3 separate regions of the Mus musculus genome follow, and regions 1 and 2 are each linked to region 3. Evidence: chromatin loops called from intact Hi-C (ENCODE). Cell type or tissue: left cerebral cortex. All regions are shown on one strand. Each heading gives the region's core, and the rest is flanking DNA. Links, peaks and the distances in the headings are about the cores only. Region 1 overlaps Lrrc7 (leucine rich repeat containing 7). Region 2 holds the start of Lrrc7 (leucine rich repeat containing 7). Region 3 overlaps Lrrc7 (leucine rich repeat containing 7).

Region 1 (7,817 bases), core at 1,715-6,714, 180 kb after region 3:
ACTACCATTTTAGAACAAAATATTTTCTTGATTTTATTAATATGAAAACCAAGGCTCATAGTACCTAGCTTTTCTGCAGCATCCCAGTTGGTACAAAGCAAGGAGGGCCTGTGAGAACCAGGTGAGGCCAGATTGTCTGCTCCTCACCACAGATTCTTCATTGCCTTTCCGCACACGTTTTCCTCACAATCAATAGGACATATTTCACTGTGGCCTCAGGCAATTTTCTGGTACTTTTAGGAGAAGTAGCAATTTAATAAAGCAAGAAGAATGGAGCAATTATTTTGTCTCCATTGGCAGTGTCAGCATCCTTACTTAGGGCTTTGTATGTATCACTCCGTGTCATCTCCAAAACTCAAAGCCATCCTCATGAAGCTAATGAGTGTGATTGCTATGACTTCTCATGTACAGAGAAGGAGGAGTCTTTACCTTAAACACTTATAGCCCACAGCTCTCAGTAGAACAGAAATGGGTTGATTGCATTATCTTTTATCTCATCACACCTCTCTATAGAAATATGCAACTCTCAGGGAAACTCAACACACGCATGCACACACACACTAAATGTACTGGGATATTGTTTACAGCAGATGCAGAGACCGATTTGAAAATGTCACAAGTAGCTTTCAAGTTGGCAAATATCATCTTAAGAAACTGAAGCTTGTGTGTGTGTGTGTAAAGAGAGAGGGAGAGAGGGTTAGAGAGAGTGTTAGAGAGGGAGGGGGAGAGGGAGAGGGAGAGGGAGAGGGAGAGGGAGAGGGAGAGGGAAAGAGTGGAGATAGTACCAAAGGAATAGCTGGCAACTGATTTTGGTGCCTGGCTTCTGTATGCACATGCAAATATACACATAAGTGTAAACACACATATATACACACACAGGAGAAGATTAATTGGTCAAATGGGCAAGGGGAATGAAGTCAGACTGATTGAATACAATCATCTTCAGTTTTTTGTTTATGGGTACACTAAGAGAGGGAAAGACCAATCTCTTAAATGTGTCAGTATTTTAATCTACATGGATTTAATTTTAAGTTTGAATTATCCTTTAACATGACTAACATGACTGGAAACAGTAAGGCCAAGTGTCAGACAAACTCTTTGCCCCTCCACTGTATAAATGGTAAATCTAGTCCAAAGTAAGCTTCTTCTGTCATAGATTTATGTGAAACTCTGTGTCCTTCCATTTCTAGAGTAATTTTGTAAGCAAAGCTTTTAGGAGTTGATATTAATCTATGGCATAAAGGAACCAAAGACATTATCTTGTAAGATGTTTAAGATGAACAATGGGAGAGTGTGCTAATTAAAACTCTTAGAAGGCTATGTTTCCTGGTAATAGTTCATGCAGTTCTTTCTGCACTCTCTGGTAGATGGCCGTGTCATTCTGATAAGGTCAGTGGCCCTCATTTAACTGGCTGCAAATGTTTTATCACATCTTGTACTTCCAAGAAATGTTTACTGTTCTGGTTCACAACTTATTCTTGACATCTACAAGCTGTTCGAAAGCTTTTCCTTTTGTGACTGTGGTACAAATGAATATCACATGTTATTTACGTAGGCAGAGTAATTTTCATTACAATTATTCAGTTTATAAACACACATGCATTACTGGAAAATATGCACATGGTATTTGTATGTTTTTTTTCTTGTCAGTTCTAGTGTAGAATCCTGGGATTTATCAGTGTTAGGCAAGTGCTCTACTACTGGGCCGTATCCCTAGTTCTGTTTTATAGATGTATTCTTTTTAAAATTTCACATATGTACTAAAGCATCTTGATCATATCTACCCCTTACTTAGCTTATTAAACTCCCCCTAAGACCCTCATCTCATCTCTCCCCTAACTTTATGTCCTGCTATTATTTTTCTAAACAAACTGAGTTTAATTACTGTTGTTTACATGTGCTTGGGTGTGGGGTCACCTAATGGGGAAAGAGGAACCTTCCAGTACCCACACTTCTAAAGAAAAGTGATCCTCCTGCAACCATCAACTTCCAACAGTACCTCAGCTAGGTTAGGGCCTGAAGAGACTCTTTCACCTCCATGCAGGGATTTTATATTAGTTTGATCTTCCACAGGTCTTCTGTAGGTAACCACTGCTGCTGTGAGTTCATGTATGCAATGACCATGTCATGTCCAAAGGACAGTATTTCACAGCTCTCCTCTCTTTCTTCTAGCTCTTACATTCTTTCCATCCCCACTTCCTCCTTGTTCCCAAACTTTGCATGGAGGGAGGGTGTTGATACAGGTGTATCATTTATGATTGAGCACTCACAGTTACTTATTCTTAACATTATGGGTAGTTAACTACTATCCTCTGCAACAAAATGCTTCCCTGATCAAGGTTTTTGGGCAGCAAAAATCCCACAGAGTTAGAAGGCAGTTTGACAAATTGATCATTAGAAAAATACCATCAGTCAGGTGTATAACTTCCCTAGCAATGGGTTTTGGCAATGTTTACATTACCAAGCATGAATTCCTTCCTCTGGCTTATATTCAAGTGGACAGAATGGTTGGCTGTACCATAAAAAAGTCTTGCCCACCAGTAGGCACACTTGAGCACCTGATCATTATTTTAGCCTACATGGTTCATGGCTGGATTAGACTACTGAGGTATAGCCTGATCTATAGAAATAGCAAATATTTCAGATATTACCTGAAAAATAAAAATAATTAGAATATTCTGTAACATGGAATTTTCCTGCCATTCTAAACATTTATATAATTTTCTAGCTTTTCTATAAATGTTCATTTTTAAGTCTATGCAGTTTGATTGATTGATTGGCACAAAGAAATTCAATAGTCAAAGTGATTATATAATGATATATTATATTATAGTGGTATTACATGATAATGTAGCATTAAGTTTTTCCTGACATCATATTATTTCACAGAGCTGATGAGGATTATATCAGATTATATGAATATAATGGAATATATGTATAATATATATATATATATATATATATATATATATATATATATATATATATAATACATATATTCCTGCACTGAATTGCTGTCCTTTTATCTTTTCTTATTCAATTTGTAAGTAAAATTAAAAAAGTAATTTTATAAATGTTTGAGACAAAACATTAACAAGGATCAGAAAGGTTAGTTAGGAGTTAGTGGAGCATCTCTGTAAACATGTATGGGGCATTGTGTCTGTTATCCTGCTAAACATACAATGTCCTTCCGAAGAGGATGGGAGAGCTTTCTACTCTATAACCACTCTGTTCATATAGAGAGGAAAATGAAAATTTTCCAAGTGTCCTGAGTAGCATATTAAATGACCTCAGTCCTCAGACATTTCCATGCACACCAGTGTTTGGTCAGGTAAGAGGTAAAGCTGAGACATCAGACAACAGATGTACTGGACTTTGACAGAAACAAGACAATTATTAATCCCCAAGTGAATGCCAAATTAATAAGTTGTTTTGGTGAGGGAGGGGCAAGATAGTCACAAAGGCACAACCAAAGTATTATAGAGGTAATACTATGCTAGGCTGTATTTTGGCTAAATTATTGGACCATTAAAGCATCAGCACACAATTGTTATTGTTGTCTTTACTTCAAATGAATACATTGTGATGTGCTTTGTTTAAACTATTAACCTTCCTAAAGTCACTTAGTCAGAAAATAACAACAGAAAACCTCTGAAAGCAATCTGTGATCTAATATACATGTCACTGAACCACAGATACGAGAAAAATACAATTTTGATAGGTATTTGAAAGTTTCAAAGGCCAGAAGAGCAGATAGCAAGACAAAAATATAGATAAAATAATTTGGAATGACACAATCTTTTGTCTTGTAATGCACAAGGCTTCTACAAAACACCTGCTTATATTTTTATCTCAAGGAATAAGAGATGTGGAATCTAAAGGAACTCACCTAACCTTACACCCATTGCCCCAGGAACAACTTCTTTTGCTGAACATCTTACAGAAAAAAATTTCATAAAATATTTAGCCAATCTCAACAGGGAAATGTAGAAAGTAGGAGATCCTAGGAGGTGGCAGGTATAAACCAAAGGTATGCTATAGAGATGTCCTCATCCTCTGAGCCAAGCTTCCATCTTACAAAACATTTCATATGAATTGAAACATTCTAGGAAGGAAAACGAGGGCCTCATGAGGCTAAGGAGGTTTAAAAAAATGACATAGATCTGTGAAAGTAGAAACTTGCAAGGTTCTCAGAGACTCCTGAACAGAATGAATAAACAAATACAAGGGAACAGCTTGATTAGACAAGCAGCCAAGAGAAGATTCCTGGCCCTGTCGTCGAACTGCCTGCCTGTAAGTTTGCAGAAGGATCATGGCTGAGCTTTTGTGAACCATCATCCATGGTGAGGCGGGGGTGTTAGTGTGGCACTGTTTTGAATTATCCTTGTTCTTGTGTGTAACTTATATATTCATTCCCAACAAAGACTTATTGTTTTAACAAGTTGGACTTCGGTGCAATCATTTGATCTTTTACAGATTTCTTTCTAGGCTAGATAAACCATATCATAGGTATGTTTTGAAGTCGTTTCTTTGTTTAGTAGAACACAGGAGAGTAAGCAGCAGCAAAAGGGGAACCCCAAACACCTGTTTGTGTGCATGTACATAGTAGGTGTGATAAAGTGAACCTCTTTTAAAGCCTCTTTGTAGGGAACATCAAATAAATCAACTGAACAACGAGAACCAGTATAATGTAACCATTTGAACTTACAAGACAATTCAAGTCACATTGCTCAGCCTATTTTTATTTAATTTCCCTAACTGGGAGAGTTATTTTTGTTGAAGTACAAAAATAAGAAATTATAAAACAATCATGCTTTAGCTTGGCAACTTTTGAACACAAAACAGCCATTTTAAACACAGCCTTCTTACCTACCTTTGGTGGTCTCTCTAAAATTTCATTTGACGACAGGACTACAAATCATGATAAGAAAAAAAAAACAAACCTGAGGAACAGTGTTTCAGAGATTTTTTTTATTCCTAAAATTTATGTTCCTACTGGTTTAAACAACCAAAGAAACAAACAAACAACAACAACATGAGCTATGGGATCCAAAGCTAAAGGCATAATAATATACAATAATCAAACAGAATTGCAAGCGGTATGTATTGATAAGCATCTCATATCTCATAAAGTGCACCCATTCTTAAAATACGAAAGGCTTCCTAACTCCAGATTCTGGCTGGAAGGTAAAATTTTATTACATAACTAAGCTCCAGTGCAACAAAAGATATAAATTTCTTTGTCTCCAAGAACTAAATGAGTGTAAATCTATATTTTTAAGCTGTGTTCTACTACTTAGCCATAGCAAAGGGAAAACCTTGGGAAGTTTTGAACATGCATTTAAATTCAAAGAAAACCAAAATTTTGTTCATACCCATCTTAGTTAGGATTTCTAGTGCTGCAACAAAACATCACAACCAAAAAGCACTTTGGGGAGGAAAGGGTTTATTCAGCTTAGGCTTCTACTTCTTCATCACCAAAGGAAGTCAGGACAGAAACTCAAACAGGACAGAAACCTGTAAGCAGATGCTCATGCCACGGGGGAATGCTGCTGACTGGTTTGCCTCCCCCCCCCCTAGCCTGCTCAGCCTGCTTTCAGCCCAGTATGCTGGGACCTTTCCCATTGATCACTAATTGAGAAAATGCCTTACAACTGGATCTCAGAAAGGCATTTCATCAACTGAGGCTTCTTTCATCCTCTCTGATGACTTTGTTTTATGGAAAGTTGACAAAAAAACAGCCAGTACAACAGACTTCTTGTCCAATTGACACAAATACATCACTACTAAGCCACAACCTTTCCTTATTTATCCCCAAGATCTCATATTAAAACATACATTACTTTAAATTCCTATAGTTTTTACAGAAAGAAATGTAATAAAATTCCAGTCACTTCAAAATAGACAATTTCTTCCAAAACTGCTGGGATTACTTGCTGCAACTGGGCTGCAACTGCACCAGTATCTCCTCATATGCTCTCTTCTTAGTGCTAAGCTCCACCTTCTTTGTATCACTTCTTCAGTGCTGGGCTTTCAACTCCCACTGAGGACTGCACCTTCACCAGTGGCCTCTCCTGGCCTCTCACAGTGCCAAGCCTCAGCTACTCTTCATGACCATTTCATGCCTTCAAATCCAGTACCATCTGGGTGACTCTTACACATTACCAAGTTTGGTTACCAATAGAAGGCACAACTGTAGCTGCCCCTGGAACACAGCTTTCCTGTGCTTTCAGGAAACACTTCCCAAATTTCACCTCAGTGATGCTGGTCTCTTCTTAATCACCACTAATTTCTTAGCTCCACTTAAACAGCATTAATAGTCCCAGTAAAGCAAAGGTTTCTTTGCAATGGTGCTGGTCCCTTGTTAATTATGCTGACTCTTCTGCTCAGCTGGCCATACAAGTGTGTTTCAGTACAATGGGGAACTATGGTGTAGTACACCTAAAGGCACTATACTAAATATACAAACTTTCTTTTTGCCAAAATAATAATAAATAATAAACAAACAAACAAACAAACAAAAAGAACCCCACCAAGGAACAGATACAGATTTGGAAAAAGGCCTGTCATCCTCATCTTATCACTGAGCCTTTATGTCTATGTGGATCTCAGTAAACTACTTGTTTGTCTTGCTGGGTTGCTTATGTGACTTGCTTTGGCTAATGTAACAAGAATGGGCCTAAAAACTTTAAACATGAGCCAAATCTTTTCTCACTTCAGGAAATCAGTATACAAAAGACTAGAACTCAAGCATCCTTTCTAAACTATAAAGCAAAATAGAAACCGGTGGAAGAAATTAGTATTCAGAAGAAGAGGGTATGTATTCATGCTTTCTTCTCATGCCAAAAAATAATTAAAAAGAAACCAAGATAGCAAAATAAAATGAGTCATTCTGTTGCATACCCAATTCTCATTTATTTGAAAACACATTTTTTTCCTTAAAAGGAGGCCCTATTTTTCCCCATAAAATCTTTAATGTATTTCTAGTAATTTTTACATAGGTGCATTTACTTTGATTAATTATGCTGCTTCTATATGTTAGCCTGTTACTTGGATTCCTTCTTAATAAGGTCAGTGTTCTAACTGCATTTGAATAAATTATCTCCTTCTACAAGATTCTACAGCTTGCAACATGTACCTTCACATATCTAATCTCTCAAGTTAGAGAATAATTTTTGACTCCAGTTTTATTTTCCATTAGCTGTCTTCACTTAATTCAGGAGCAGACCTAAAATGCATATTTCTATCTTAACCCTTTCTACTGCTACAACAATAATCAGCTTGGTTTTTCATTATAAAAATTATTGTAAAAATACACAGAGTAAGAAAATATGATGACGCTGGACTGTGTTTGAAAACACACACAAAATTATAAACTGAGAATAAAAACATTTAAAACATGCATGATGTTAAGTGAACTGTGTTCACGATTCATCATGACATTACAGGCATGTTTATATAATATCTCTAGAACCATAATGCCATATACTGGATGAACATCAGAAATCTATCTTCACTAGAATTCATCTGTGTCTGTCTCTTAGACTGAGAAAAAAGAGTCCTAGTAGTAATTTCTGATAACAACCCCTGAATCTCTGAGTTGTCTGTGTTGGTCAAGCTATATATTGAATGAATACTTGCTGAACGGATGTAATTGGTGTACCTGTTTAGGGTCTAGATGAATGGAGGCTTCATCACAACACTCTTTCTTACCATTGCCATACTAGAGCCCACAACTTGCTGACCCATAAATGCCTCTCTCAGAAAAGATGCTTCTATCACTCTGGCTGAAGCATGTTTCAAGACCACATCTAACT
Region 2 (7,817 bases), core at 1,136-6,135, 200 kb after region 3:
TATAAACAGTGACTCCATTGTTAAAGTGTTTAAATAGATTATGTTGATGCTAATATAAGCTTTGATGTCATCCCTGATCACTGCTATTAATGTATCATGTTTCATGTGTATTAAAATGACAACTGATGTGGAGATTTTATTAAAGCAATGAACAATCAATGAAACGGAGTGAACATGAGAAACCCCCGGAGATGCATTTACTTAATACATATTCCATGTGTCTTTGAGTGACAAATGATAAACTTTCTCTTTTGATTAATAATGTAAGTAGCCTATCTGACACTTCCAAAGAGGTTATTGATCAAATCTACCATCATGGTTTAAGAATAGGTGACAGATATTGACCCTGCATGATTTGCTGAAATTTTCTTAATTCATTTTAGTGTAACAGATTCTAACAGGAGATAAAACACTTCTTCCATGAGTTAATTATTCCTAGAATACAAACAAGAGTATCTCTTATACTCACGTTAAGGTAGTCACAAAAGTAATATATGTTGTTGCCAAATATGTAGCTGGTTTTTGAAAATCTGGATCAGAATATACTTCTTTATAAATCAAGAAAATATAAGTTTTGTTCAGGCAACCACACTGAGAGGTTATCAGTGTACCTAAACACATGTACATAAAGTGACACCAAATGATCTAAGTAGTTTTTGTATGTGTATAATATATGTATAAATGTAAAGTAATAAGTATAAAGTAAGAGGCCCTCCATCTGAGGAACTGAAGAGGAATTGGGGTGAGGAGAGGAAGTGGTGGAAATATATAAATAGTGTATAATCATAACTCTAAGACATAAAACTTAATTTAAAATACATGCATATACATGCATAACTTGAAAACATTTTGGATTTTCACTCCACGAGCTTGAGTTCACACCTTTGAACCTTTCCAAGCCTCAAACATTCAGTATTTGGAATAGTGGGAATGATGCTTCCTACAGTACAATTTTGAAGTTCTGTTCTTGATTCATCCTGGGGGTTAGGGACTGGTGCCTAACAGTGTGAGTACAGCTCACCACTGTTTTCTGTGAGGAAAGGCAGGCATTAAGTGTTCACTGACTCCTCAGCACACACACCTAATTCCAGGACAGGAAGAGAGTGATCTGTTTAAGCGATGTTATTTTAATGTTTGCTATCCTACCACTACAAGTAAGTGTATATACACAGACTTGTACCACAGAAAAACTGATTTATACCCAAAAGTTTAACAAATATTCATCTAACCTGACATCCCACTTTCCTTGCAGAAATCTCTCCGGTTGGAAATGGTTTCTAGCTCAGCAACAGTTTAGCCAACTAATCTTCATGTTATTGGTGATTGTAGAGTTGCTCTGGAGGCTCCTAAGGCCAGCTTCCTCTTACTCCACTTCTCTAGATATGGGTGTTCCTAATGATTCAAACCTCGCACAAAGAACAAAGTTAGGACTTTACTGGGGAGTGCTGTGGTTTGAATATGAATGGCCCACATGGGTCATTTTGTAGGAAAGAGGAGTTACTTGACAGGGATTAGGAGGTGTGGTCTTGTTGGAGAAAGCCTTTCACTGGGGGTGGGCTTTGAGGTTTAAAATTCTCCCTCTCTCTCTTTTTTTTGTCACTATTATCTGTTTTCTTTTCTTTTTTTTTTAATTAGTCATTTTCTTTATTTACATTTCAAATGTTATCCTCTTTCCTGGTTTCCCCTCTGAAAACCCCTTTTCTCCCCCCACCCTGCCCCCAAGCTCCTCCCTGCCAGGGTCACCAACCCACCCACTCATGCTTCCCTGTTCTGGCATTTCCCTACACTGGGGCATGGAGCCTTCTCAGGACCAAGAGTCTCTCCTTCCCTTGATGTCCATAGCCATCTTCTGTTACATATGCTGCTGGAGCCATGGGTTCCTCCATGTCTACTCTTAAATTCTCAAGTAAGGCCAGATGATCCTTTCTCTTCCTGCTACTTGTAACTCTGGATGTAGAGTACCATGCATGCCTGCACGCTGCCGTGATTCTTGCTATTGACTAAAATGAACTTAACCTCTAAACAGTAAGACAGCCCCAACTAAATGTTTTAGTTTCTATAGTCATGGTATCTCTTCACAGCAATAAAACCCCTAAAATATAAAGCAAGTTTGTTGATTTGTACTTCCTTCCATACACTGTTGCTTTATGGTACACTTACTTTTAATTTTGAGTATTATGCAAATCCATAATTTGATGTTTTAAGGCATATGCAAATATTGGTAAATCATAGAAACTGACTCAAACACATGCCAATCTGACTATATGACATTATGGGAAAAGGCAAAACTAAGGATTATAAATTTCAGCATTTCTAAAGTTGCAGTGGAGGGAAGATAAGCATGTATGATATAAAAGCCTGTTACGGCAATAAAACATTTTGTATAATATTAAAATGGTTGACAGATATTATACATTTGACAAAGTCCACATAATATGTTACACAGAGTGAATCCTGATATAAATTAAGTATGGCCTTTGCTTGATGGTGTGAATATAGGCTTAGTGAATCCCGATTCAAGGATTCTTAAAGACCATACTTTCTGCTTTGTTACTTCCCCAGAAACAGTAGCTTTACACTGTTAAAATTGTTTTATGTTCAAATTCCATGTTCTAATATAGAAACAGTAAAATACCCAATGGGAGACTGATGTTGTCCTTAGAGATTCCCAGAGAAAGCATCAAGTTTCTCAGAAGATCCTAGAAACTCTCCACTTTATCATTCCATGGGGATATCATTCAGAGTCAGAAAAGAGTAACACAAACTGAATGTGTCCTCTCTGTCACAGATTAGAATTGTTCTGAAAGTCAAGATGCAAACCCATGAACAATTAGACCTCTCTTATTCCCAAAAAGGAGTACAAAGGATGCCCTGAAAAGTAAGTTGCTGAAGAGAACAAAATAATGTTTTCATTGCTGGTATGTGTGGCTACTATAATTCTTGAGTTTAAAGAGCACCACATATTTTCAAAATTTAGAATTTTCTAAAACATGAAGTAATTTTTGTGGAGTAAACAAACAAAAAACAAAGAAACAAAAAACAACCCAGAAACAACCCATCAATAAATTTATGAGCAGTTAGTCTTTCCCTTTGTATTCTTGGTTTAGGTGTAAAGTTTTAGTGCTGTGGAATGTGTGACCAATTCTTACACCTGGGTTACAGGCATTGAACAAACAAAATTACAGCATCAGTGAGATATTAATGTCAATTAAAATCTAATATCTACAACTTTTCAGCTATTGTAAAAATGTAGTGTTTTAAATTCAAATACAGACTTTTTTTTTTACAATTATGACCATGCACTATGTACTGGAAATACCCCAGATTAGCAATCTGACAGTAATACAGGATGCCTTTCATATGCAATAAAGATTTGTAATAACAATATCTTCAATTTCTAAAAATTCAAAGCAAACAAAAAGTACACTAAACTGTTCATGTTTACGTTCTATAATTATGGAGAAATTGGAAAAATTAAAAGCTTACAAAATATAATGGAATGTTATATTAATTGAGAAAATATTCATGCTTGCCTAAAGGCATGCTAAAATTCTGAATAAAACATGGCTCCTGTAATTGGACCAAGTTCATTTCTTATGAAGTTGTTCTAATTCTGAAGCTGCATATGTGCAGGAGCCTGGATGTGGGAGGCAAGGGTTGCCATGGTGAGCACACATCTTTTTGAGAAGTTAAATTAAAAAAAATGTGCATAAAGATCTCTCAGCTCATGGCATATTCTGGAAATTGAGGGTGCCTTTTCTCCCATGACATCTTGGTGTGGTGGAAGGGCATTGTCCAGGTAGGACATATACAGCTCAAATTTTAAAGACATCAGCTTTTTAAGGTCTCTTGGAAGTAAGAGATTCCCAAGTTAGGTAACTGCCCTTAATGATTGGGTAGGAAATCAGCTCCACTTACACTAAATTAATAGATTATCAACATTCAGGACATTTTTTAAACCTGAGGAATTCAAATACAGATATTGCTAAGTACACCTCTAAATAACTTTAGTCTCAGATAGTTAAGGAGAAATAAAATCACCCCTGAAGCCTGCTTTCTCTCCCTTCCCTGTTGTGATGAGTATTTTCAAGGAAGCCAGGCAGACTGCTCTATTCATTCCCAGCAAGACCTCCAGGTGGTTCTCTAGAACCTAGCAACTGGGAGTGCTTCAACCAGAGACAGAAGCACGCGTTTCAGAAAGGCAGCAGCTTTTGGTGTTCTAGAGCACCCATGTGCACGTGCTTGTGCTCAGGGTCTGAAGAACTTTCCCCTATGCCCTCAGAAAGAATGTATCATTTCAAACTAGGAACCAGCTGGGACCAGATAGATATCTGAATGGAGGGTACTGGAGGGAACGTTGAAACAAAGAATGTAGGATGTTGCTAACCAAGAGGCATCTCAGGCTGAGTTCCCTTTCGCTTTCTTTCACCTCTGGTCAACTTTATTAAAAATAAAAGGGAACTTCAGCAACTGGGATGCTGAGCTTCTCATAGGCTCAGCTTGAAACAAAGAAAAGCTACTTCCTAATACAGTTTCTCTTGCGTTGGAGGGATCACGTGTTCACTTTCACTGGTATGCACTCTGCTCGCCCACGCGATAAAACCTCTATTGTGCTTAGAAATTTTGCTCAGGTTAAAATATGCTCAAACACAAATTGCTTCTCATCCATCAGCAGAGCCCCATCTAGAGACTCGGGTGCACATGCTCTCCTGCTGACCCAATTACCACTGCAGGTAATTCCGATGTGCTTAAGTGTACAGGGAAAGTAATAGCAAAGAGCAGGTGGAGGCCCGCTGCCTCAATTCCCACCCACCCCCTCCTGCTTTCTGAGATTCCTTTTGATGGAGAACTTGGAAAGGACGTGGGAGTCACAGATGGTTCCTTCCTGAGGCCGATTCCCAGGAGTTGTGAAAGTAACCCCTTCCCTGCCTGGTGAGGTGCCACTTGCTTTGTGCCTTGGTGAGGAGGGGCAACCAGCAAGAAGGGGGTGGGGGGCGGAGGCGGATCTTTTCTCTCCCCAACCCTGATGGCCAAGTAGTGTAATGAAGCAATTTTGCAGCCATCTCGGTTATGAAGTCACTGTTTTTAACGACAATCTGTGCAGCCCCCACCCCCATCCCGCCCCCATCTTGACTCTAAATTTGATGATATAGGAGATCTCTGGTAGCCCAGCTAATTGTCTGCAAGCAGAGTGTCACAGTTACCCCAATATTGGCGGTCTTAGCTCCTTTTTCAAATACAATCCAAGGCATGTCCTGAATCCCAAAAGACCCCGGAGGATGCCAAGGGACCCAGAGCTGTACCAGGAGCAGTGAGATTCCCTAGCTTCTCTCACAGAACACAAAGGAGTTGCCTGGCTTAGAGAGTCAAGCATCTTCTCAGACTCCAAGGAAAGCACTCGCCCCATCCCTTCCCACTTCTTTCTGTCCTTTAGTCTTTCCTTCTTTCCCATCCCATTCTTCTCCCCAAACCCCACCCTTTTCTTTTCACCCTCAGTGACACCCCAATAATTCCTTTATAGACACCAAGACAGTAATACACCTTTCAAGATAAAGCACAAGTGTGTGCTGCCACAAGTGTGTGTGTGTGTGTGTGTGTGTGTATCACACTTGCTCCATCCCTCACACACCACGGGGAAAGCAGACTGGATACCCCAGGATCAAAAAAAAAAAAAAAATGCAGAAAGCCATATCTCTCAGGACTCCGTGGTCCCAGCATCAGTTCCCCGCACTCGCTCCTCACCTTTCCTTTTCGCAATATGTAACCCTTTAGAGTCCCTTGACCATCCAAAGCGCCGGGCTCCTAAGCACTTGTCCAGCTATCGCTGGATTCCACAGACCGGCAACCGCCCCAACGCTGAGGCACCCGGGCCACCTGAGCCTCCCAGATCCCCACTCCTGGACCGTGGGCAGAGGTCCCCCAATGCCCTACTCACATCGCCGGAAGCAGAAACTACCCATGAGGGTCCAAGGAGTGAAGGCCTTGCAGCTGCTGAGGGTTACTCCTTAAAGTGCTCTGGGGTCCGCAGTGAAGCCAGTAGGGGAGTCCTCCGAAGCAAAGGCAGAGGGGACTCCAGGCAGATGCGGTGTCAGACCATGGTGCCACTGCCCTTCAGGTGCAGGAGAGGAGAGGCGCCCCTGGGGAGCCGGGAGCCCGCCCGGAGCACCACTGCGGCCAGTCCCCGGCCTCCGCCCGCCCAGAGCGCCGCGCTAGCGACCGTAGCAGCAGCAGTGGCGGCGGCGGCGGCGGAGGCGCAGCTCCCTCCCCGCCCCCAGAAGGCTCCACAGACAATAAATCCTGGGTGGAGAAGAGAAAGGCAGCGCGGGCGAATCGTGTACCCAACTCGGCTGCTGCCCCGGCTGGCCGCGACGCCTCTGAAGAGGCGAGGGACCCCGTGGCCCGGGGCGCAGCAAGCACTGGCTGGGCTCTTGCGCTCCCGCAGTTGCGGGTGGCGGCGGGGGTCCTGGGTGGGCGGCTGCAGGTCGCGCTTGCCCAGAGGCTGGGTGGCCGTGGCTTGGAGCCCAGGGTTGGCCCGGAACGGGGTCCTCCGTGGTGCCGCGGCTTGGCGCACAGGTGCCAGGATTGGCAGACGAGGCGCTGCTCCTGGCTCGCGCCTGTGACTCCCCACTCTCCCCGCCCCCTCTCTTTCCTCCCACCCCCTTTTCCGACGACACCAGCTGCAGCTGCTTCAAAGTGTGAAAAATGTCAAGGAGATTTTCCAGGGCTCAGAGAGGATGACCACCACCTTGCCAGACCTCAGCCATTCTTGGACTACCTTGCTTGCCCCTTATGACCTCTACTTGGACTCCCTGCAATTTGGAGGAGCAAGATCTCAGTCCCGCGGAGAAATGAGATGTTCTAGCTTTCTCTGGTTCCGTTACCACCCGCAGCTTTTAGACAGCCAGTTGAGCTCTCTAGGTCCCTCAGTTGCCTGGAGTACACAAAGCAGGTGTCATCAGGCTCGCACGGGGCAGCGCGGGCTCCCCCGGCGTTCTCCCACCAGCCCGGGGCGCTCCTGCTGGCGGCACGGTGTTCTGCAGCGCCGGGAATCCGCCAGCACCGCGGCTCCAGGCCTGTGCGCTGGGTGCTCCCGCACCAGTTCAGTGACGCTGCGCGTGGCTCCGCAGGCTGCCGCTCCTGCTACCTCAGCAAAGAGACCGCCAGGAGTGCCTCCTCGGGGTTTCCTCCCTGCCTGCGTTGCAGGCTGCAGGTTGCAGGCTGCCCAAGGAAAAGGTCTGCTTCTGAGTCCAGTGGCTTATTCAGTACTACCATAGAGAGTCAATGGCAGCTTTCAAGACCCCTTTCCATTTTGGTCTGAGATTGCTGTTCAGGGGATGTACAAAAAATGAGAAGTGTTTCCCAACTTCCTTTCATTTATTCACAATCCTGCTCCTTCTGCCCCGAACTCAGGAACATTCGCTCCTCCACACATATTCACCGGAAAGCACACACAGAAAAATACAGACATGTACAAAAAGCTTTAAAAAGCATAGTGATGAGACTAGTGCTATATTTAGACCCCCTGCTTTCTAGACGAAACCGAATTCCTTCTATCCCGGGATTCTTCTGTGATTTAGAAGTGATAGGGCTAGGGGCCTCCCCCTTTTCTCTCCAATGCCAGTGGACTGTGACATTCAGATGCTACTTGGAGTTGGGTGAACTCCCAAAAGTGCTGGCATGTATCTTATATCTGGAATACGAAAAGTCTTCAAGGTTAAACATCGAACCCTGCCCCCACCCCAGGCTGCCAGGAATTGTCTAGGAAGAGATTGGAGACTGAGACTTCATCTATAGATAGTCATGGAAGAGGATTACTG
Region 3 (7,817 bases), core at 1,926-6,925:
GAGTATTTCATAATGTTGTTAGCAATGACTCTGCAATGCATTTCCCCCTCTCCAAATATTGATATCTATATTTTACTCTCTCTTCTAAAAACATGTTGAAGTTACCTACTAATATCTCATGTCTACACACTAGGGAGAAAACATGTAGCTAAATCAATAATGGCCAATAAAGGAGGTTCTCTCAATGCTTTTTATTTTTCTAATTCTTCCCCAGTTAACCTATGGTAGTTCTGAGCAGAAACATCATGACATTCTTTCTTCTATTGGCTCCTCTGATGTCATACTCTGACTTCATATTCTAACTTCACACTAATAACATCACACTTGCCGTCACATTGTGATATAACATTGTTCTCGTTAATCTTTCTACATAGGTTCTTTACTCTAAGTCTATCGAGAGGCTTCCATCTACACCAAATCTGTAGTCTATAGTGTTAGCTTTCTATAGATATTCTGTGCTTCCAGTTGCATAATACCATCCACATTTCCCAACACCCATTTTATTGACACAAGCTAAATAAAAAGTGGATATCTATAAAAATTGTCTTTAACAGATTTATTTTCTTTGTCATGTATACTTTATGATCTAAAGATATCACAAGCAATAGTGCTTTCAGAGCTAAACTTATACTCTTGAAAGGGAGTTCATTGTGGTGGAGACCTTGAACTCTAGAGTCAGATGTCTGGATATATGTGATCCCTGGCACATTATTCTAATAGTATTCTTGATTTCATCATTGTGAAAACCACAGTATACATCTAGTGTAGAGAATTTTATCTCCAATTCTGAAGCCAGTAGTGTTCCACCCATACCTCCCAGTTTCAGGATGGTGCTACCACATACGTAGTCTTTCAAGTCAGAGATCTCCTTGCAGCTGATTCTTATAGTTCACTCATGTGATATTTTGCAGTCAGCAAGCCAAAGCAACTAAAAAACCTGAAGTTCACTGAATCATACATGTCTATCTTGAGAGCATCTCAATTCAAGTTCACATTACAAACATCTGCATCTATCTTCTCTTCCTGCAATGATACTTTGAAAACCCATATATGGGCTAGTGAGATGGCTCAGTGTGTAAAATTGCTTGCTACAGAAGGCTGATGACCCAAGATTGGTCCATGGAACCCACATATAGTTGGAAGAAAAACTCCTGAGAGTTGTCCGCTGATGTCCTCTGACCAACACATACATAATTATATATTACATATAATATATAATTTTATATATTTAAAATTCATTTAATAATATATTTCATAATATACATCTCCAAACTACTCTATAATGAAAGCACAAATATGATTATGCATTGCATCATGGCAGCTACTTAAGTTCTCAAGAAAACTCTCAAAAGATCGGTGATTTTAACAGTGGTACTACTAAGTATGAACTGGTGCTCCTCTTCTACATTCACACTCAGCCTCAACTCTACTTGGTCCCACTCTTCACCTTATCTCCTGTGTTCTCTTTAATTGAAAATACATCCTTTTTTCATACAACATATACTGATTAGTTTTCTCTCTCTTTATTTTTCCCAGCTCCTCCCTATCTCCTCTCCCTCAGGATCCACTCCATTTCTGTCCTTTATAAGAAAAGAACAGGTGTCTAAAAGATAACAACCAAAACCTGACAAAATAAAATATAATATGCTGAAGCAAAGACTATCATACCAACGTTGGACATGGCAACCCAAAAGGAGGAAAAAAGTCCTAAAAGTAGGCACAAGACTCAGAGACTCACATTCTATCAGTTAAGAGTCTCATAAAAATGCTAAGCTAATAGCTACAGTATTTATTCAGAGGGCCTGGTAAAGACCCACACAGGCCCTGTGCTTGATGTTTCAGTCTCTATGAACTCATATGCTCCTTGCTTGATTTAGAGGGCTTTGTTCTTTTGCTGTCCTTCATCCCCTCTGGCTCTTACAATCTTTCTGCTTTCTTCTCTGCAAGATTCCCTGAGCTCTGCGTTGAGAATTTGATGGAGACTTCCAATTTAGAGTTTCTTTCCACATAATGTTTGGCTGTGGGTCCCTGCATCTTTTTCCCAATCTGCTGTCAGATGATGGGAAATGATGATGACAACTGTATAAGGCATTGATCTATGAGTATAGCAGAATATTACTAGGAATCACTTTATTAATTTTTTTAGATCAGTAGTGTTTGCTTTTTCTCTAGTTTTCTTGGTTATCTAGACCCTGGTCTTTGGTTACCCAAGTAGTGCTGGGTATGGGTTCCTTCTTATGGTGTGGGCCCTAGGTCACATCAGACTTTGGTTGGTCACTCCTACCAGTTCTGTGCCAGCATTGCTGGAACATGTATGAAGGAAGATTGGATGATAGGTCAAAGATTTTGTAGCTGGGTTGATGCCTACACTTCTCTTTAGTAGCTTGAAGAGTACCTTCCCACACCAAACAGACAGAAATATAGGGGAGGGCTCCAAGTAGGTACCAGATCAACTTCTCTGTGTTCAATGAGTTGTGTGGGTTTTGTCCTCAGTAGTAGGGCCTTGCTGTCATTTTGCAGAGGGCATAAAATTATATATTCTTATACCAGATCCATGGGTAATCTACGTCTTACTCTACACAGGTATATTTTTCTTTGTATTTTAAAAATTTAAATCAAATTGGAAAATAGTTTTCCCCTGTCAGAATAGACTATGATTACTATAGCATGAAAATATGTCATGCAACTATGTGCTGTGGATTACTTTGATCACATTTTAATCACTTAAAACTCAATTTTGTGAATATATCAGAAGCAATGTGAGGTCTGGATCCACATCTGACCTGTTCAACCTGGTGTTTCTCAGAATGAGTGTAATATCAGGTTCAAAGTAGATACATAAAAATATTAACTGTGTAAGTAAATAGATATAGGTGCTAAAGATTATTTTATTTTCTAAATTTGTATAGTCTAGACCCAGATATACAACTCCTGAGCATATACCCAAAAGATGTTCCACCATACTACGAGAACACTTGCTCAACTATATTCATAGCAGCTTTTTTTTTTTTTTTTTGTAATAGCAAGAAACTGGAAACAATCTAGATGTCCCTCAAATGAAGAATGAAAAAAATGTGGTATGTTTACACAAGGAAATACTATTCAGCTATTAAAAACAAAAAATTCATGAAATTTGTAGGCAAATGGATGGAAATAGAAAATATCATCCCGAGTGAGGTAACCAAGACTCAGAAAGACATGCATGGTATGTATTCACTTATAAAGTGGACATTAGCCATAAAGTACATCCTGCAGTCCTCAGATCCAAAGAAACTAAGTAACAAGGAAGGCCTAAGGGAGGAGGCTTGAATCTTACTCAGAAGTGGAAATAAAATAGTTATCGGAAGTAAATGGAGAGAAGGCTTTGGGTGGGAGAAATCTGTATAGTCTGTACAGTTTCAAACCAATTTACAATCTGTCAACTTGGAATTTTTTAAATGTATTTCCGGAATTTTAGTGATAAAACGATTAAGAGTTAATGGTCTGCAGTGAGTGTAAAGCTTACAGATTTGGCTAGGATTTCACATCTCCTTAGGCAAAGCCATGGCTAGATGGTTCTCTTTAAACCAACTTTATATGTACCTATCAGTAGCTGAACATTTAGATCCAGGACATTCCTGTTTCTCTCTGGAAGACACAGGAACAATGAACACATCTGAAGAGTGATTTATGCACAGAATATTGATACAATGTTGAACAAGGAGGTAGCACCAAGGGAGAGAGCTTTAAAGATTTAATGATCTTTAAAATAACTTTTTAGATAGAACAACAACAACAAAGGCATAGAAAGAATGTGTCTGGGAAACAGTGTAAGATTATACATAAGAAATTATGATCATGTCATATACACACCACATATAGAAACACATTCTCTTTTTCTGAATTGTGGTCACAGCCTAGAATACATCAAAGCCAGGTATCTTCTCACCTTGAATTTTGTACACTGTCTGATTTTCAGCATTGCCTCATATTTGCACTCATGGAGGAGCAGTTAGGTCAGCCATGGGAGTTTATGTCATCCCAGCATGTGGGAGGTAGAAGCAAGAAGACATACAGCTCAAGCCCAGCTTAGGTTACACAGGGAGACCTGCTCTCCACAAAGGCAGAAAAAAAGAAAATTTTAGATTCTAGGAGCTTTCTTTCTTTTCTTTTCTTTCTTTTTTTTTGAAAGGGATGGAAAAGGTCAAAAAGAAAATAAGAATGTGTGTCTTTTGGCAAGACTAGTATAGTGTGTTTCTCTGAAGTCAACGATAACTTCTTTTCTGGGTTCTCACAGCCCAGAGCAGTTCCCTTTTAATTAAATAATGTATGTTTTCTAGTCTGAGTTGAATCTATCTATGGGGGACTTTTTTTCTTGTCTACATTAATGGCATGTGGTCGACAGTCACAGCCTCTCTTTGAATACTCTAACACAAATAAATAAGCAGCATAATTTCCTGGACAAGTCTAATTCAGGTGAAACCATAGGGAGATTCTTCTTGCTGTATTATGTAAATCTAATATGAATGAAAATTTAGGTAAAAAAGAACTGCAGTCACCTGAGAATTATGTATACCATAGTCAAAAGTCAAAAGTTAAGAATACGTGTGCCCAATAGGCGCCTCTTTATTCACTGTAACCTCATGCCAGTCTCTTAGCTGATCTTGCCTCACACGCCGTACCTAGAAAGATGAGGGCCAAAACAGGGCTTTGTCTTTCCAAGGTTTTCTATGGCATACATGCTGTTTTTATTCATCCACACAGTCTTGCATTTTTCAAGTGACAAGTGTTTCTAGTTCATCCTCTGGGAAGCATTTTGCCTTACTAACTGTGCCACAGGGATATGGAAATCTGCCAAGCTCACTCCACATCCTACTTAGAAAGAGGCATCTTTAAACTCATTGCACTCAAGCACATCTCTGAAACCTGAATCAAGGGTCATCTCCATGAGGATTGAGGATGTGGAGTGCAGTGCCAGAGGCTTGTTTAGTTTTTGACTGTTGACATGAGCACACTGAAAACCTAACTAGATCTGAGGGTTAATTTTCATCTTACCATTATAATACCTGAGTTCTAAATATTTTGTTTTTCATCATCATCTTGCATGGATTGTTGGGCTGTTGGACAGTGGACTTTAATGATGATGTCATCTTATCAGTAATCAAACGGGTGATCAAGGAGGAGAGAAGATCGAGTTCTTGTCTTCAGGGACACTCACTGACACCTCTACCAGGTTCTATGAGAAGCTTCTTCATAGCAGAACTTCAGGGTTTCTGTGCTGTCTACAGTCTTTCCAGGAACCTTCATCAACTAACTTCAAAAGACTTTCTTCCAAGGTGATTCCCACTATAAACCATCATTCCTGATTTCATCTTAAACTGCTTAATGAGAAGACTAATTTAAGTAAAATCCACTCCTCAACAGCAGGCCTTGGAGATGTTTGCTAAGTCTCTCTTAGTGCCTGTGCTTTCATTGTTCTTTGTTTTTATTTGTGCTTTAATGTTTATGCAGCCCAGAGTCATCTTTCATCTCTTCCCCTGCTGTGCTAGATATGAGGTTATATGCTGGGAAACACCGGGGAATAAAATAGTTCTGTGAACTAATGAATTTATAGGAGAGTGACAAGAGATAAATGTTGAACAGATAGGCAAGAAAATAAATGCGTAATTGTTCTTTGTGCTTACTTCTATGAAATAGCAGAGTCTTAAGCATATATATAAATATAAATATATATACATATACCTATACATATACATTGCCATACACTTACACATTTAACAAAATAAAATAAGCTGAAATATGATATTATATATTAATATATTGTTTTCTAAAATCCACATGCATTCTTCAGTTCTGAAAGTTCCACTGAACATAGGTTTTCCTTTTTAAAAACTTCCATTTTGTGATAATGGGTATAAAACTTAAGGTCTCATGAGGTAATCATCAAACTATGTCTTCAGCCCAGTCTTCACTTGCAGTGATGTTTTTTTTCTAGCTCATATTTCTGCTCTTCGCCCTCTTTTAGAAATAAGTATAACGAATTGGAATATTATGAGGTCAGAGGTTGTTATGGCTCAAATGTTTCTGTCCATTTAAAATCAACACTGGGGCCCAGTTCTCAGAGATGGGATTTTTAAGGAAATACAATGGTACTTTGAGAAAATAGCAGCAAGATAGTGCAAAGTAAAGCTCAATATCAGATTAAAAGATCTAAACTCCAGGAGAAAGTTATGATTCAGTAATAAATTGTTCCAGCTATATTTCTTAAAAGACTTTGGATTCCAGGAAAATGGATAATATCATCTAAGAGTTAAATGGAGAAATTAACTTCTAAGCCTTATGATATCTTTCAAGGAGCTAGCCCTTCCAAGGCAAAACTGTGAATTTCTGTCCTAGCATTCAAAGCTTGCTTATATGGAGGTACAGAAAAGACAGCTCTGTCAGAAAATAGCTGGTTTTTGGTAAAATCTTGTGTCTGAAAAGAACTTCAGTTTAATGACTTTTCCAATCTTTGAATAAATTACTCAGGTGATGTTCTTATTTGAATAACTCTTGAGAAGTCTTATGCTGTAGTACCAAGTCAAGATGATGATTATTAAGAAGTTATCAAGAGAAAGTCCATTGCACTATGATCTTTATGAAGTCAGAGACATCTGAACTTTGTGTGACAAATACTTTTCTAAATAAAATTTTGAGTATATAGATGATAATACTTTAAATATATATATATATGTACATATATATATATTCTTTCTGTGGAATGTTCCATATCTTCCTCTATTGGAGTAAAAGCTTCAGAGCTGGGAAGCCTTTCAATGTGGGTTATTTTATCCCATTGTTTGCACCTTTGTGAGAATAGGACCCTTCTTTCATGATCTCCTTCACAGAGCAGGGTAAAATGTTGGCTTTTTAAAAATCTTGTATAAATTACTGAAAGTAAGAAGTTTCAATGATATTTCTTGGTGTTTCATTCTTCAGCCTAACTAGAATTTTTTGATACTGCATATATTTATTAGTATTTTAATTAATGCTTGTGACAGTTGTATTTGTGCCTTCAAGACAGTTTGATCACACATTACAATTCTGAGACTCACCTAAATAAACAGGGCTTGTAGTGATAATTTTTTTAATCAATTAAAATGCTATGGGTATAAATCTAGGCAGTTACTTTATAATTGGGAAGATTTTAGCAGTCACGAAATGTACACGCTTGTCTGGTGTCACCCTAAGGCTAAAAGGGGAGTTAAAACAAAAATTAATTCAAGAAGACATCTACAGAGAAACATAGGCATAAAAAATTCAGCCTCAGTCTAAGCAACCGATAGAAAAGCTCATGAAATCCGAAAATGGCTGAATCAGAGCTCAATTTAAAGACGAACAATTGCTAGGATACAGAATTCACTGTAACTTTTTGATATGGGATAAAAGTGCAATTTCAAGAAGCAATTTACAATATTCTGAATATTTAAGTAACGATCTTGATTCATTTTGTAAGTAATAAATGCCAGAAATATTTGGTTCATTCTTAGTGAAAGAAAATTGTTACTGAATTAAATTATTTAGAAGCTGATTAAAATCCAATATATTTTGAGAAAATTAAGAGAATATGACAAGGAGAAAAATGCCTTGGAAACAATGGAAAAGGTATTAAAGAATGGAGATAGCCTCTAGACTAAAAGGGGTAAGCGCAAACAGAAGATCCTGCCAGTGGACAAATGTGTTCCATGTAACTGTAGCACTACAGGGCTAATCAGTCTTAAAATTCATATGAGATGTACATAAACTATTCACCAGCTCCCTATTGCTTTCACGGTAAACCACACAGTTTTTGCCACTGA

Evidence for each region. A loop is a pair of places that touch in the nucleus more often than their neighbours do. Peaks named below come from ENCODE experiments on the same cell type or tissue, not always from the same donor. Only the 100,000 strongest peaks of a DNase experiment are listed, where the experiment ranks them.
Region 1: it touches region 3 in a loop (2.8-fold over the local background); 2 of 42 quality-filtered maps call a loop at or near these places.
Region 2: a loop joins it to region 3, with 2.6 times the contacts of the local background. A loop is called at or near these places in 4 of 42 quality-filtered maps.

What each region holds. Positions count from the first base shown.
Region 1 is chr3:158,542,273-158,550,089 of GRCm38, forward strand. The region is part of intron 1 of Lrrc7 (leucine rich repeat containing 7); the gene reads right to left. Among named protein-coding and RNA genes, the nearest start is that of Lrrc7, 16 kb to the right of the region's middle. In left cerebral cortex, for the core only: no CTCF peak of the experiment used is centred there; a DNase peak (open chromatin) is centred at 4,316.
Region 2 is chr3:158,555,171-158,562,987 of GRCm38, forward strand. Lrrc7 (leucine rich repeat containing 7) reads right to left here and starts at 6,591. Exons shown (of 28, transcript NM_001081358.3): 1 at 5,936-6,591. In left cerebral cortex, for the core only: CTCF peaks have their summits at 4,117 and 5,060; DNase peaks (open chromatin) are centred at 3,669, 4,188, 4,607, 4,897 and 2 more places; H3K4me3 peaks cover 3,437 bases; H3K27ac peaks cover 2,403 bases.
Region 3 is chr3:158,357,476-158,365,292 of GRCm38, forward strand. All of the region lies in intron 3 of Lrrc7 (leucine rich repeat containing 7), which reads right to left. Among named protein-coding and RNA genes, the nearest start is that of Lrrc7, 200 kb to the right of the region's middle. In left cerebral cortex, for the core only: no CTCF peak of the experiment used is centred there; a DNase peak (open chromatin) is centred at 4,796.